Linked DNA regions of Mus musculus: region 2 is linked to region 1. A link is a loop called in an ENCODE intact Hi-C map of the cell type or tissue named here. Cell type or tissue: heart. All regions are shown on one strand. Links, peaks and the distances in the headings refer to the core of each region. The heading gives the core; the rest is flanking DNA.

Region 1 (8,335 bases), core at 202-8,201:
ATTATGAATTTATTTTTATGGCTGACATTGCACATGAATTCCGTATAAAGGACAAAAGCTACTTCCACGTGCTGTAGACTTTTCCCCCTTAAATTATCACCGAGGAAGGAACATGAACAGGGAAAGGAAATTGAGATTTCTGTCAATATTCAAAAGTGCAAGTCAGCAGAGAGTTCATTTCTGAAAGATCTCTCATCCGGATAAATTAATATTGACGCAGATGTGGAGGCTGGTTAGAGCGAATGAACAAGGTTAGTCAGGATCGATCGTGCGTTCAGTTCACAGTGGGCTACTGAACATTGTGCTCTTTGCTACCAGACAATCAGAATGAGTTTTGGTACTTCCGATGGATGGCTTATCTTCCTCACTCTTCATTGACCCACTTCAGTTGCCTTCACTTTTTTTTTTTTTTTTTGATAAATGTCTTGGCTTATAATTGCTAGTTTGCATGGACATTGTTTGCTTAGATTTTGCAGACATGATCTAACTTTTTCAGAGAGGCTATAGCATTTCACATTCTCATTTTTAGTATATGAATGACCCTGGTTCTCAATAGTTTCACCAGCATTTGGAGATCATAACTATTTTTAAAAGCTTTACTGCTGGGTTAAATAAGGGAAAAATTCACATGTATGACTGCAGCTCTGATTTCCTTTCCCCAGCTGTTAGTGCTGTTGAACAAGATTTATCTTTGCATTTATGTGTTGCTCAGATCAAGTTTTTAGGCAGACTTTTGAGCGTTCAAATCCAATTCCATATGAGTTGCCCAGTGAGGTTTGGACTGTGTCTGTGTATGTCTTCATCTTCAAAAAAAAAATGCATAGAAAATAGACACTGTCAAAAGCCTTATCATCTAGAGATAGCTGTGGTTAACATTTGGTGAATATATTCCCAGACTTTTGTATATTCTGTACAGTCAAAATTAGCTGACAATTCACAACAATTTAGTCCTTTCTCCCAAGATAAGAGCGATAACCTCTCATTTTATAAATCTTTGTTTTCATTTTAATTCCTGCATTGTTAACCTAGTGTATGCATGTATATGTTAATTTGCCTAGCTTCTCTACTAATGAATATTTAAGTTTGCTTCTTTAAGCAAAGGTTTAATAAATGTTCTTATAAGAATAGGTTTTAATTTTTAAAAATTCTTTTCTTAGCTTAAATCTCTGGAAGGATTGCTAAGGCAAAATTCATACACTTACATACATGTAAGTATGTATACACTAACATATGCACACACAGATGGATCAGCTTGTTGGAACTTACAGGCTGGCATTTACAAAGATTGTGTTTACTTATATTACCATCAATATTGGCTGTAAGATTCTTTAAGAATTTTCTCCTTTGCTTGTCCTTCCAACAAGCTTTGTTTTCTTTCATTTAAAAATAGAAGCAATAAGTCAAAACAAGTTATTATTATTATTATTATTGAGAAATATGTGAATATTCTCAAATATGATGAATCAGGAAGTCCAATTTCGTTTTTGACTTTGGAAAAATTCCTAATACCTCAGTGTCCCTGAGATCATGAAGTTGACTTAGAAACTCCATAAAGGCCCTTCAAAAGAAAAACTATGTGAAACTATGTCAAATAAGCCAGGTGTGGTGACAATAGCCTTTATTCCCAGCATTTGAGAGGTAGAGGCAGGAACATACATCTCCACGAGTTTGAGGTCAACTCCATGTACAGAGTTCAGGAAGATGTGTCTCAGAACAATCACACAACATGCAGCAAACATCCTCAGACCTTGCTGTGACTGTCCTCCTAGCCAGGTGTCCTCCATCTTGTTCAGCTGTAGCCCCTTGTAAAAGGCTTGTCTCAGCTGGTGGAGGAGCGTACCTTGCTGTACTATCACCTGTGGTATGTGACTGTGCTTGAATTGCACATGGCCTCAGGGAGGGACTAGAACGGTGGTTCTCAACTTTCTTATTGCTGAGACCCTTTAACACAGTTCCTCATGTAATGGTGACTCCTAACCATAAAGTTATTTTTGTTGCTACTTCACAACTCTAATCTTGCCACTGCTATGAATTGTAATACAAATATCTTTCTTTTTCCAATGGTCTTAGACGACCCCTGTGAAAGGCTTATTCAGGACCCTTGTGGATACCCACAGTTTGAGGACTGACAAACTGGGGTTGTGGATGGGGAAGACTAGAAGAGTGGGTTCTGTCTATGAAGCTACAATGGAGAAGCCTTCATCCCTGTTGGGTAAGTACTTCCCACACCCACACTCCCATAACGAAGTCCTCAGATATGCTCTTTAAGGAAGCCCAACAAACTCATTGGTTCTCCAACGTGAACTTTGATGGAATCATATCTGCGTTTGTCCTTGGGGACCATAGGAGAAGCAGTCCAGTGTTTTATATCTTCTCTGGGATCAAATTTTAGAATAGGCTCAAGAGACGACACTGCCTAATAGCATTTGCTTCAGAGGACCTGAACTCCGTTGCCAGCACCCACCCACATGGAGGCTCACAACCTCCTGTAACGCCAATAACCAGAGAGCTATTCCTGAGGGTACCAGGTACGGATGTAGAAAACACTTATACACACACACAAATGAAATTTAAAATTGTGCTAAATAAAAACTCATTAAAAAAAACCAACATGGATGAAGGTTTAGAATCTTGATAGAAAAATCCATGAAAACAGAAGGGGTCCTATTTGGGAAGAAGGAATCAGTCAATAGGACAAGAAAGAGTCATGGGTAATAAACGACCAAAATATACACATTTATCAAGATGTTATAATGAAACCCATTATTTTGTAAAATATATGCTAATATATTCTTTAAAAGCTTAAAAAAGTTTACACTATTTTTGCTCTTTTTTTTTTCTGAAATAAATTTGAGATACTTGATGACTATGCACAAAATACACTCAGTGCCAAATCAGGATGTGCCTTGCGAAGAGAAAGTTGAAAGTGTACTGCTGCCTCTGAAATCCTCAGAGGATTAATGTCGGTTCTGTAAGTTGCACCTCTGTCTTGTGACCTCAGGACTTTGGGACCAATTTTCTCTAAGTCCAAGCGTGGAGCGGAGACACTACTTATTTTAGCTTGGCCACTAAGGCTCAGAGGTGTCTTTCTTGGTTCTTGGCAGGCTCTCTGCTGTCTCCGGACTGACTCAAACGTGCTACTCTTTAACATGACTGGCGGCTTTCACATAAATGATTTGACCGGAAAAAGGTGCCAAGAGCAGTTGCACATTAAGAACTTGGAATTTATCTCCCAACTTTACTCTCCCTCGCCCCTCCTCAGCACAGATTAGTAGCTGAGGAAGTAAGGGAAGGCAACTGAAGGGCCAGTTCGCATCCTTGCCAGGAGAAGGGAGAACGTCAGGAAGTACCCAAGCACCAAGGCTGGCCGAACCTCACAACTGGTAATAATGGGGGAAAAGCGTCCTGGGAAACTGCCTCAGGAAACTTCCCGCAACCTCGCACCAAGCTGTACACTCTCCACTCTTTGGATCCCGCGATCTTAGTTTTCTCTTTCGGAAGCGGCGTTCCTGTCGGTTATCATCACGCCCCGCCTCCTAGAGAAAGTTCGCTGCGGGTAAAAAGGAGAATCATTCCGGGGCGGGGTCTCCAGCGCTCGACTGGTGTTCTGTTGCTAAGCGACGGATAGGAGGCGCGGCCGGCGGGAGAGGCCCGGCGGTCCGCTCGCGGGCAAGGGCGGGCCCGCGGCTGCGCAGCCGCCGTCCTTCACTCTCGCTCCCGGCCGCGCCTCCAGTTCCGCGTCGGTCACGCCCCCACGCGCAGCCCGAGCTGCGCACGCGTGGTGCGAGCGGCTACCTTCCTTCTGTGGGGCTCGCGGTCGGGTTGAGGGGACCCGGCAGCACCCGCACCGTAGCTGGAGCGGGCCGGGAGCCGGTAAGCCGAGCCGTCTCGAGGGAGGAGCAGCCCGGGTAGTGCCGCGGTGCCCTCCGCGGCAGAGAGGAAAAAAAATGGTATTCGAGTCGGTGGTCGTGGAAGTGTTGAACCGGTTCCTGGGAGACTATGTGGTGAACCTGGACGAGTCCCAGCTCTCCCTGGGCATTTGGAAAGGTAACGGGGTCGCCGCTCCAGGGTCGCGGGAGACGGCGGCGCGGTTTCTCGTGGCTTCGGTCCTTGGCCAGCCCGGCGCCGCCACCTGCAGCTGCCCGCCTCGCCCTTCAAGTTATGTAAAGCGGGGCGGCGGTTCCCGGGCGGGCGGGCGGGCGGCGCGAGCCGTGAGGTTGGGGGAGGCGCTGGCTGAAGCCTCGCGTCCCGGTGGGGCCGGGTGCTGGTGACCCTTGGCCTCCGCTGGGCAAGGGAGGCATCCCTGGCAGTTTGGCCCCGGGCTGTCAGGAAGGCTCCGGCGAGCCCACGGGGAGTCGCACGCCGACTTGCACGTGAAGACCAGGCGCCGTCCGCGAAGACACCCTTCGTCCCTTCCCTGCCCCACTTCACCGTGCTTTCTAGGCGAGTTCCGGTCCGGCCACTGAACTTGGACTTGGGTGTTGCTTAGCTGGGACAGGCAAATGACAGGGGGAATAAAAGGAAAGGAAAGCCCCTTTCAGAGTATCTCAGAGTTACTTAGGTTTTCAGGTCGCAGCCTGACCAGGTGGGAATGTGGGTGTTTGTAAGACCTGAGTTTTTTGTTTTTTTAAAGAACGAAAAGAAAATGCAGGAAAACAGACGGTCAAAATGTAATTTGGGCTTTCCGTTTCTCGGACCTGACGAAGACGTGATGAGCACTCCTCTCTGTTGCTTAGATGGGAAGGGCTGCATCTACCCCTTCACTGCAATGATTTACCTAATACAGTGTCTTATTTTTAGTGTTTCCATCTGTATTGCATTAGACTCTTGTTTATTTTAAGTAGCTATTAGCAAGTAGAGGCCTTTTTTGAAATGAACGTTCCAGGCCAAAGTTAGGGTTAATTATTTGTGTAAATAGTGTGTGCATTCTCTGATAATGTACTTACTTAAAACTTTCTAAAAGTTCTCGTTTATCTTGAGCCTTCTCATTTTTGAAATAATGAAAACAAGTAATTTAGTTTTATTAAACAAACAAGCCCTCAATGTAGCTAGGTACCTTCTTCCACGATAACGTGGGCAATTGATCTGTAAGAGCTAGCACAGCCTCTTTGAGATCAGGTACTTGCAAGTTGCTTAGTCTGCGCTGCTTCTCAGTTGCAGAGTGAGGATAACAAAACTCTGTAGCTCAGAAAAAAAGCCTGGAAGAATATCTGAGCTGGTACCTGGAGAGATGGCTCAGTGGTGAAAAGCGCTGGCTACCTTTCCAGATGACTTGGATCCAAGCCTGGTGTCCACATGACAGCTTACAATCATCTGTCCCAGGGCATCTGCCTTTCTCTTCTGGCTCTAGGGGCCACTGCACACAAGCGTGTAGTGCACAGACATACACACAGGCAAAACACTCATACATACAGATGAAAACAATAAAATGAACAAGAAAACGTTACTTGAACAGTGGTTTGATTTGTAGTGAAATGTTTTGTACATTTAAGGTGCAGGCTGTGTAAACTATAATTCACCAAATTTATGTATTTAAAGTTTACCTAGAATAAAGTTGAGTCTTGTGAATAGTTTTGTTTTAATAAACCTTAAGAATGTTTCAACTATCTCAATAATGATACAAAAAGATTATAAGCCTAGGAAATTCCCACTTCTTTTCTTTGTAATTGATTCTTCCTCGAGTGGCAGTTACTTATCTGTTCACAGTCTGCTGGTTTGCTTTTATTTTTAAGAGTGTTATAAACTGAATCCTTTGGCTTTGTAGCTTTTTTCTTTTTGAGATCCAGTTTCACTATGTAGCCCAGGCTGGCCTGGAACTTAGAATCTTCTTGCTTTGGTTCCTGAGTGCTGGGGTTAAAGGCCTGTGCCATCACACTCAGCTTCTGTGTAGCGGCTTGAGTCAGGCTTCTTAACAGAATGCAGAGAAGTCGTCCATGCGTCATTCACGTCCTGCATACATCACCTTGTCCTGCTCAGAAGCACGGGAATGGCAGGACAAGGTGATGTATGCAGGACGTTAGGGCTTGTTATAGACACAGGTTTGCCATCTTTGCAGTATTTCCTTTTTGGCAGTTAAAGGGCAAGGTGCATCAGGTGTTAGTGTGAACATAAATTATTTCTTTGGAGTAAATGCCTAGCAGTGGGATTGTGAGTGGTAAGTAAATATGTAACTTTATGAGAAGTGAAATGATAGGATTTGGTTAAAGTCTGATTGTGTCTCCTAAAAGTTCTATGTTGGAAGCTTAGCCCCTAGTCTGGCACTGATAAGAGGTGCTGGATCTTTTAGATGTAGGCCTAACAAGGCACAGTGGCCTCTCACCTTAGCTTTCAGTTTCTTTTTGTGAGCTTTCTCTCTGTCTCTGTGTGTGTATCTCTCTGTCTCTGTCTCTCTCTGTCTCTCTCTCGTGTGTGTGTGTGTGTGTGTGTGTGTGTGTGTGTGATCTTCACCATAGCTGCTGCTATGCTGTTTGAATTTTCAGCCTGCAAAACTGAGCCAAATGTATTACTTTGTCTATAAGAACCAGTCTCGAGCATTTTATTATGGTCCCCCCTCCCCCATGAATCCACCCCTCAAACTTAACTAATACACCTTGACACTGATGTCTGAAATGGCTCTGTTATGTTGCACCATCACCAGTTTTGTATCAAGATGTAGCTGTGCACTATCCTCTTGAGCATTGCTAGCCTCACTTCTAAAATGTTGTTTCCTTGTATGTGTGTGCGGTGGGTGTGCAGGTCTATATGGTTGCCTGCATGTGTGAATACTTGGTGATCCCCAGTTTGTGGAACTGTTTGGGAATGATTAGGACACACGTCCTTGCTGGAGGAGGTGTGTGTGTGTCACTGGGGGCTGGAGGAGGTGTGTGTGTGTCACTGGGGGTTGGAGGAGGTGTGTGTGTCACTGGGGGCTGGAGGAGGTGTGTGTGTCACTGGGGGCTGGAGGAGGTGTGTGTGTGTCACTGGGGGCTGGAGGAGGTGTGTGTGTCACTGGGGGCTGGAGGAGGTGTGTGTGTCACTGGGGGCTGGAGGAGGTGTGTGTGTCACTGGGGGCTGGAGGAGGTGTGTGTGTCACTAGGGGCTGGCTTTGAGGTTTGAACTCTCAGTGCCTCTGCCTGGTGGTTGTGGATCAGGACATGAGCTCTCAGCTGTTCCTTTACTCTGCCATCATGGACTTTCAACACTCAGAAACTTTAAGCCAAATGAAATGCTTTTATTTATTTATTTATTTATTTATTTATTTATTTATTTATTTTTCTAAGCTTGCTCTGAGGAACCCTTTGGAGGCTGGAATTACAGGAGGGCCTCCATGCCCACCTAGCATTTATGTAAATTTTGAAGATGTAAACTCCAGTTCTCAAGTTTGTATAGCAAACACTTTACTTGCTAAACCATCTTCCTACCCCTAAAATAGTATTTTAAAATGATGTTCCAGTAGGTATGTAGTATTAAGCACTGTGATTAATTAAGCCTTTAATTTGCAGCTTCTTTGCTACTAGGTGTTGGGTACATTTTCATGATTTTTGCTGTTTATTTTTGTCAGTGAAATGGCCAGATCTTTGGCTTATTTTAAATTGGATTGCTTACTCTTCTTTTTTCTATTGGGATTTAACTTATGCATCATAAAATTCTCTCTTTGTAACTCTCCAATTTAGTGTTTTATTTTGTAATGTAACAGTTGTACAGCACTTACCACTAATTCTAGAACATTTAACTACTTCCCACAGCCCCCCAAAAAACTTCTCAGCTCATTAGCATACATTACATATTCTTTATTCATGAGTAACCCACCTTTGGAAGCCATTTGTCCTCTGACTATAGATTTGCTGACTCTTGACATTTAATTTAAGTGTAGCCATGTAATATTCTTTTGTTACTGGCTTCCTTAATTTAAGATATCTTAGATGTCTTTACTATTGAAGGGTAGATTAAATAGTATTTAATGGTGTGAATATTTATTGAGTCATCGGTTGGGCATTTATGTTGTTTCCAACTTTTATGATATTATAGATACCACTATGAACATTCATGTGAATATTTTTTAAAGGCATGTTTAAAATTCCCACTGCTAAGGTGGGTGTGGTAGAACATGCCTTTAATTCCAGCACTGGAAAGGCCGATGAAGATCCCTGAGTTCAAGGTCATCTTGGTATACAGATGAAATTCTCAGACAGCCAAGGCTACACAGTGAAATCCTGTCTTGAAAAACCAAAAGATAATAAATAAATAAAATAATTTCCATTAATAAATATGTATAAGTGTAGTTTCTGGATCATGTGGTGACATGTGAAAGAATTTGGTTATATTTTGATAAATGAAACAAAGTTTTTTAAAAAAA
Region 2 (8,335 bases), core at 91-8,090, 620 kb before region 1:
TTGGGGGCTGGAGAGATGGCTTAGCAATTAAGAATACCTTTCAGAGAACCTGGGTTCAATTCCCAGCATTCACACAATGGCTCAAAACCGCCCATAAGGCCAGCCCCAGAACATCTGACACCCTCTGGCTTCCTTGGGCACTGCAGGCATGTGGCTTACAGACATACATGCAGACAAACACTCATGCACATAAAATGGAGAAAATAAAGCTGTTGGTATAAAAATGGGAGATGTGGCCTGCAGAGGAAGAAGCAAGCTGCCTAATGAAACCCAGGTAGAAGTTTTCACAGTTCAGCCGCACAGGGCCACGCACCTGCAATCCCAGCACTTGGGGAGTTTTAGGTAGCAGTTTAAACTCAAGGCCCTGTTTCTTAAAAGTTACTACCCAGGCGAGCAAGATGGTCAAGTGTTACAAAGGCAACTGCTGCCAAGCTTGACAATTTGCATTCAATCCCAGGAACCACTTGATAAGACGAGAACTCCCAAGGTTATCCTCTGACACACCATGGTGTACACACACACACACACAACATACACACATACAAATGAACACAAAATAAAAAACAAACAAACAAAACAGGAAACAAGCCAACCAAGCTAAGCTGAGTATGGTGGGACACACCTTTAATCCTAGAATTTGGGAAGCAGAGGCAGGTGGATCTCTGAATTCAAGGTCAGCAAGGGCTATACACAAATTAGACCTCATGCTAAGATATACTAAATGTTCTTGCCAGAAACAAGTAATAAGGGTTCAAGAGGTTGGGGTGGAGCTGTTCAGACTGCTTGCCTAGCACGCATGTGACTTGAGGTTTGAGCAGTAGCATGATAGTATTTACTGCCAGCCAGGCATGACAGAGCACTCATAATCCCAACACTTGGGAGGCCAAGGCACAATGACATCAGTGAATTCCCAAAGGGCCTAGACTACACACATAACGAATTGCTGTGTCAAAAACCAAAGCAAAGCAATGGACAGAAAGCCAACTCGAAGGTTCATCCTGGTTCCCAGCTTTCTGAACACTATACGCTGGTGACTTTGTTCTTATTTTGGGTTTGGTGCTGGGGATTGCAACCAGGGCCTCACACATACTAAGTATAGCCACTACCCCTTAACTACATACCTAGATCAGCCCCTCTTCCTCTATTTAAAGATAATCTTACTGTGCTGAGGCAGGCTGGTCTCCTCAGACTTCAGTGCTGAAGTGCTCTTGCTTCAGCCTCACTAACGCTAGAGCCCCAGGAGCATGCTACCATACCTGGTTTTCCACAGCCTTTACATAGCGTGGCCACGCTCATTTCTCTATACATTCAGTTCTTTCTTTCTCTTCTTTCTTTCTTTCTTTCTTTCTTTCTTTCTTTCTTTCTTTCTTTCTTTCTTTCTTTTCTTTCCTTCTTTCTTTTTCTTTCTCTATCTCTTTCTTTCTTTCAAAACACATGCTTTATTTATATATTATGGTTTAATACTTTATGCTTATGGGATTTCTTTTTTTATTAGATATTTTCTTCATTTACATTTCAAATGTTATCCCGAAAGTCCCCTATACCCTCCCGCGCCCTGCTCCCCAATCCACCCACTCCTGCTTCCTGGCCATGGCATTCCCTGTACTGGGACATATGATCTTCGCAAGACCAAGGGCCTCTCCTCCCATTGATGGCCGACTAGGCCATCCTCTGCTACACATGCAACTAGAGACACAGCTCTGGGGGATACTGATTAGTTCATATTGTTGTTCCTCTTATAGGGTTGCAGACCCCATTAGCTCCTTGGCTACTTTCTCGAGCTCCTTCATTAGGGACCCTGTGCTCCATCCAATAGATGACTGAGAGCATCCACTTCTGTATTTGCCAGTCACTGGCATAGCCTCACAAGAGAGCTATGTCAGGTTCCTGTCAGCAAAATCTTGTTGCCATATGCAATAGTGTCGGAGTTTGGTGGTTGTATATGGGATAGATCCCCATGTGGGTCAGTCTCTGGATGGTCCTTCCTTCCATCTCAGCTCTGAACTTTGTCTCTGTAACTTCCATGGAGTTACAGAGACATGTAACTCTCAGGAATGCAGTCCTTTCAAGAACTCACTCTCTGCTGTCTGTAGAAAACTCTCCATCCAGTGTTTCTGACTTATGATCACATCCTCTTTGGCAGATCTGATTTGTTTTCTAGCTCAGTCTCTAACAATGAAACTGATTTTTCTCTATCAGTCTCACTTCTGTCCCAAGTACAAGGGGGAACTGGAAGACAACAGCACTGGGAAAGGAAGATGGTCCTTGTAAGTTTCAAGTCACTGGTTCTCACACCTCCCCATCACCTAAGTGCCCTACCTGCAAGCTGCTAAGTCATCTCAGAGTTCATTCAGATGAGTGCTGAAATGCACTTCTTTGTAACAAATGGAAAGAATGCCCTGCAGCAATGTGTGGGGTTGTGGCACATCCATGGTTACAAAACAATCTTGAGGATTATACAGGAGTTAGACTTGTCTGGCTCCTTTAGCTCCCAATAGGAACCTTTATTCTTAAAGAGTTGACTTTTTGAGTAATGATATCCTCTGAATCCTTTCCATGTAAAGTCACCTTGCTACAGGAATTTTAAAGGGTGGGTGGGTGGTGGTGGTGGTGGTGTGTGTGTCTTGGCCAGGCTTGATGCACACTTTTAATCCCAGCATTCAGAAGGAAGACACACATGGATCTCTGTACTTTCAAGGATAGCCAGATATAGAGACCTTGTAAGGTCTTTTAAAAGGAGGAAAGACCCCTGAGATGGGGGGACTGGGAGGGGGAGGGTCCTTGAAAATAAAGCTCTTAGTCACATGAGCACCCTTACTTGATAGGTCTACTCAGGATTGTAAATACAGGTGTATAGTAACAAACAGCCAGTATACCCCAAACAGATACAGGATTCAGGTTGACAGGGGAAGAGGGAAAAAATAAGTCAAATTTTATTCCAATGCCTGCAAACATTCAGACTAATCAACGTGGTACCGTAATTTCTTTTAATACATCAATAATAGTTTTTGAATTCTAGAGAATTAACTAAGCCCTAAATCACACATCATGTAATTCCAAAATAACGACTAACAAAATGAGATAACATTAGCCATGAACATTGATATACTAACAAGCTATTCTTACTTTAAAAAAAAAAAGCCACAGATCTATTTTGTACTGTGCATATTTGTTTTTAACTTTCCTTCATAAATCCATTGATAATTAAGGTTTCCTTTAAATACAGGATTTCCAACATCAAAAATTCTATTCTGAAGGCTAGGGATGTTGCTCAGCCATAGAACACATTCACAGGGCTGAGTGAGTCCCATCCCTCCCCACACCACTACTTCTACACACATGCAGAGACCAAGTCTCTGGGTGTCTGTGTGTTGTTAAATTACCTTTCTATTTTCACGTGCATGCTCCCACTTAGGCAGTGCCTCTGCCCCAGCAAACCTGTTGCCATTCAACAAATGATGATTCAATGCCCCGGTGAGGCTGAAGCAATCGAGCATCCAATGTCAACCTTCTGCCAACATAAACAACTCAGGCCACCAAGAGGGAAAGGGGAGGAACCAGGGGAAAACCAAGAGGGAAACCAGGAGATATAGAGATATGCAACTGGAACTTATCCGGTTCTGAAGCTACAAGGACTTTTAAATTATGTTTAAGTGCCTGGTCATAGAGAACTGTACTTACTTTGAAAGCACAGGACCACACTTTAAAAAAAAAAAAAAAGGCAGGGCAGGGTTGGGTAGGAACTGGCTATGTTCATTTCAATTCCAAGCAAGTCTATAAATGCAGCTTGTTTTATTTTTCTTTACTTGAACCTGACCACCATTTAGTTTTGAGCAGAATGGCACACACACAAGTAATCTCTGGGCGACATGGGAAGAAAATAAACCAAAGTCACAAAAATGTTAAAGAGCAAAACCACCTAATCTTCAAAAAGGCAACATATAGACATCCATTGTATGGCTTCAAAAAGTAAAGGGGGCGGGAGCCTAGCTCAGTGGTCACACTTGCCTGGCGTGTAAGGCACTGGGTTGGATCCTCAGTACTTTGAAGAAAAGCAAAAGCCCTGATGAGGGGCAGGCGATCAAGGCAACTTCAACCTGAAGTAACTGCACACAGAGCATTGGGACACTACCAGGAAGTGACCTCAGGGGGAGTCGTGAGTGACTCAAGGAAGTTTGCAGGATTGTAAAAATATATCAATGCACAAAATGAGAAAAGTAACTCTAATTTTTCCTTCATGGGTAAGCTCTGTGTGTGTGTGTGTGTGTGTGTGTGTGTGTGGTGCACTTCCTGAAAAGCCTCTGTTCAGCACAGGCTGGCTGGGCTCACCAGTGCCAGCACACTCAGTCACAAGAACTATGGTCAGTCCTCATTTTCCTCAGGAACTTGCTTTTCCACCCACACTCACAGACTTTATTTTCAGTACAAGCTTTCTAGTGCTACATTTTAATCAACATATTACATCTAAAGTCTTGATTTCTGAATGAGTCTCTTAGTACTGTGCAACATGATGGAGTGAACTGCTGGAGACCACTTGACAGCTACAGGAAAACGCTTGATTTAAAATATGATCAAGATGAGAGTGTATCAGAAGCACTGTGACACTATGCGTGACACTAGTGGTAGGCAGGTAAGGGACTTTTCATTAGTGGCCATTCATAATTTTGCCTTTAGAAACTTGGAAGAAATTATCATCTTTGAGTTTCAAATGTTCGGGTAAATCCAGTTGCTTTTTAGCTTCTTCAATATCACCTTGAATTGCAGAAATAAGTGACTCTGGAAAAAAAGAAAAAAAGAAACTTCTAATAATCCATGTTACTATTCCTTTGCTCAGCCCCTCCTAAAAACACTGACTAAGCACCCTAGCCACAGCCCTGGGAAAGGACAGAGATTCAGTCAATGTTGGAACCGTCTTTTTCTCCAGGGAAAGCCAGTGTTACATAAAGTGTTCTCTTGTAAAGAGACCCTTCACCTCCCAGGGTTTAATGTCACACTATACCAACAGGCACCTGAAGACACCAGAAGCAGATCTCTAATTACTGCTTGCAGCACATACTGCCCAACCACCCTTGCAGGGTCAGATGCCAGGTGCCACCACTCACCACTAAGTGCTATGACTTGAGTGTCCCCTGGAACTCAGGTACTAGAAACTAAGTCCTCAAGGTTGAAGGTATTTGGGAATGGGAACTTTGGGAAGTGGGTCAGGAGGACAGAATGGATTCCTGAGTACAGAAAATGGCTGTGATACAAGAGTGAGTTCTCTTGGCCCTACCCTGTGGTGCCCACCCACTGAGGCAGCAAGAAGGCTTCACCAAGTACTGAATACATGCTCCTATCATGCTCTGACTCCAGAACCAAAACCACAGGAACACCTGGTACTAGGTCAGAGCAACAGAAAACAGATTAAGGCACTTAGTCTCCACCTCACATGGCTACTGAAGGTAAGAGGGATTAACTTGTACAATACTTAAAATAGTGCCTAACCCTGAATTAAAAGTGCTCAATTATTTGCCTGTCCCCTTCGGAGAAGTAGCTGTAATACTATCAAAGATTAATATAAACTCTTACCTAAAGAATCAAAGTTCTTTTCAGGTCTGAGATAGCCAACAATGGCCACATTGAGAATTTCCCCATAGAAGTCCTCTTTGAAGGTATGGATGATGTGTGTTTCCTATAGACAAAAATGTTGAAAAAGATTAAAACAGTTGGGGTGGGGTGGAGTGGGGCTGTAGAGACAGCTCAATGACCAGTTAAAGGGTCCTCTTCCAGAAGACCCAGGTTTGATTCCCAAGATCTAGAGGTCTACAGAGTGAATTCCAGGACAGTGATGGCTACACCACAGAGAAACCCTATGTTGAAAAAACAAAAAACAAAACCCTGAAATTCATCCAGCTGGTTGGAGATTCTTTCCTCCATCCCTGCTGGGGATCAAACTCAGTCTTTCTTTCACTGGGTAAGCACCCCAGACACCTATACACCACACCCTGGGTCTTTGCAGGCAGTCCTGAATGCAGCTCCGGGTAGCCTTGAGCTCCCCTGGCTCCTGCCTCCTGGGGACTGAGACTGAAGGCATTGCACATGCACCTCCAGGCTTCTCAGAGCCGTCAGTGACAGTTAACAGCTGCTACACTTCTCCATCTTCTCAATTTAGAGGGAAGTACTTGGCACACATTCTCTTTTATATCCACATTTAAAAAGACTCTTGAGGGGCTGGCTAGATGGCTTAGCGGGTAAGAGCACTGACTGCTCTTCCAAAGGTCCTGAGTTCAAATCCCAGCAACCACATGGTGGCTCACAACCCTCCGTAATGAGATCTGACGCCCTCTTCTGGTGTGTCTAAAGACAGCAACAGTGTACTTACATATGTTAATAAATAAATCTTAAAAAAAAAAAAAAAGAATCACCAAAAAAAAAAAAAAGTCTCTTGAAAATAAAAACAACAGAAACAAACAACAAGCTTCTCTAATACTTATATGGTAAAACCAAAAGTATCCAAAGTATCCAAGGAAACTTGAAAAGAGGACTGGGGAATTTACACTAACAAGAATCAGGCCTGCTGGTGCCGACCTGTGATTCCAACTACTTGAGGAGGCTATGGCAAGAGGATCTGGGCTCCAGAGCAAATTCACAGCCAGCCTTTGCAACTTACTGAAGTCATCTCAAATAATAAACAAAGGAGCGTGGGGCACTTGAATACAGCTCAGTGTTAGACTTGTTAGGTATGGGCAAGGTCTCAGGCTTACCCTGGTAGAGGTTCTAATCCTATGGACAGTCAGACAGTGTGCTCAAGGACCCAAGGACAGACAATGGCTCCTGCAATCCCAGCACTCAGGAGCTAGGCAAGACTAAGCTATGGAAAGCCTTTCTCAAAAACAGGTGAGATGGCTTAGTGGTAAAGGTGGTTGGCCACCAATCTAGAAGACCTGAGTTTGATCACCAATTAGATTATTAAAAACACTTGCTATAAGAGAAAATTACCTGGGCTGTATTAAAATTAATAGGACAACACTATTTTGTTAGGGCAAAATATTCTTCACAGATGGTTGATATTGACATATAACAATATTAAAAATAAACAGCCTGCCCTGAACTGCACGAGCATCCTGATCGTGGGTAACTGTGTTTATCCTCTCAGAAGAATTCAAGGCGGCCCAGAAATGGGCTTGATAATAGTATTTCTGTTATCTGAGTAGCTTAAAGAGGAAATGAAACAACCTCTCCTCCCTTTTCCTTCCTCGCCCCACAGAAAAACAGATGAGTGTTCTCACAGCAACACAACCTTAGGGACTTGAAGTCCTTAGGAGTTCATGGGCATTACTATTTCAGCAGTTCTCAACCTGTGGCTCTTGACCCCCTTGGCAAACCTCTACCTCCAAAAATATTTACATTATGATTCATAGCCATAGCCAAATTACAGTTATGAAGTAGCAATGAAAATACCCTATGGTTGGGTGTCACCACGACATGAGCAACTGTATTAAAGGGCCACAGCATTAAGAAGGTTTCGAGCCACTGGTCTCTTACATCAGCATTTTAACTCAGTTTTCTGTGACACACTTCTCTTATTAACTCCTCAATGTTAAAAGTTTTTAGCACAGGCCTGTCACTCAGGAGGCAGAGGTTGGCTCATGAGTTCAAGGTCAGCTAAGTATGTAAGCTGTGGGGAAAAGTAGGGCAGGAGAAAAAAAAAAAAGACTATACCCTCCAGGTGATTTTAGATGGAAGGGTTAGGAGGCTAAGTAGAATGTGGCCCTGAATATGAAGCCTAGTTCCATTCCCAGCAACGCTAAAAAAAAAAAAAAGGAAGAATGAAACAACAAGAAAGAAAGAGTGAGCAGGAGAGAAGAGGGATGAGGTTAAAGCATACTACAGTAAGCAGTGTCTTAAGGCAATCAATGATGCAAAGAAATGCTTTTTTTAAAAGGGCCTCACTTTTGAGTCTGTTAGGTGGTCCATAAAGCTTAAATAGACCCTTAAACAGACAAAACCAACAGGGCGTGATGGCACATTTCATCCCAGCACTGGAGAGGTAGAGGCAGAGGCAAAGGCATGTGGCTAGATCTCTGGGAGTTCCAAGCCAGGTAAAATTACACAGTGAGACCAATAAAAATGACTGAATAAAACAGGTAATTTTGAAAGATGAGGGAAAAGGCCCACTTATAGGACACACTGAAAACAAAGAGCGACACAATGGCAATCCTTCCTTCTAGCAACTACTCTCTTGTGAGACAGGATCTCACAACACAATCCAGGCTCTATTCCTCTCCCTCCTACATTGGATGACAGGCGTGTTCAACGGTGTGGCTTTAAACCAAAATGGAGGGCTGAAGTGATA

Evidence for each region. Hi-C counts contacts between places; a loop is a spot of excess contacts. Peaks named below come from ENCODE experiments on the same cell type or tissue, not always from the same donor. Only the 100,000 strongest peaks of a DNase experiment are listed, where the experiment ranks them.
Region 2: a loop joins it to region 1, with 2.7 times the contacts of the local background. A loop is called at or near these places in 9 of 42 quality-filtered maps.

The regions. Positions count from the first base shown.
Region 1 is chr19:16,776,382-16,784,716 of GRCm38, reverse strand. It overlaps Vps13a (vacuolar protein sorting 13A), which reads left to right and starts at 3,784. Exons shown (of 72, transcript NM_173028.4): 1 at 3,784-4,047. The coding sequence starts at 3,948. In heart, for the core only: no CTCF peak of the experiment used is centred there; DNase peaks (open chromatin) are centred at 3,606 and 4,346; H3K4me3 peaks cover 2,497 bases; H3K27ac peaks cover 1,710 bases; H3K27me3 peaks cover 516 bases.
Region 2 is chr19:17,395,914-17,404,248 of GRCm38, reverse strand. Rfk (riboflavin kinase) reads right to left here. Exons shown (of 4, transcript NM_019437.3): 3 at 5,569-5,671; 4 at 2,900-4,776. The coding sequence ends at 4,646. Among named protein-coding and RNA genes, the nearest start is that of Rfk, 6.0 kb to the right of the region's middle. In heart, for the core only: CTCF peaks have their summits at 4,126 and 6,318 (motif pointing left); a DNase peak (open chromatin) is centred at 7,218; H3K27ac peaks cover 310 bases.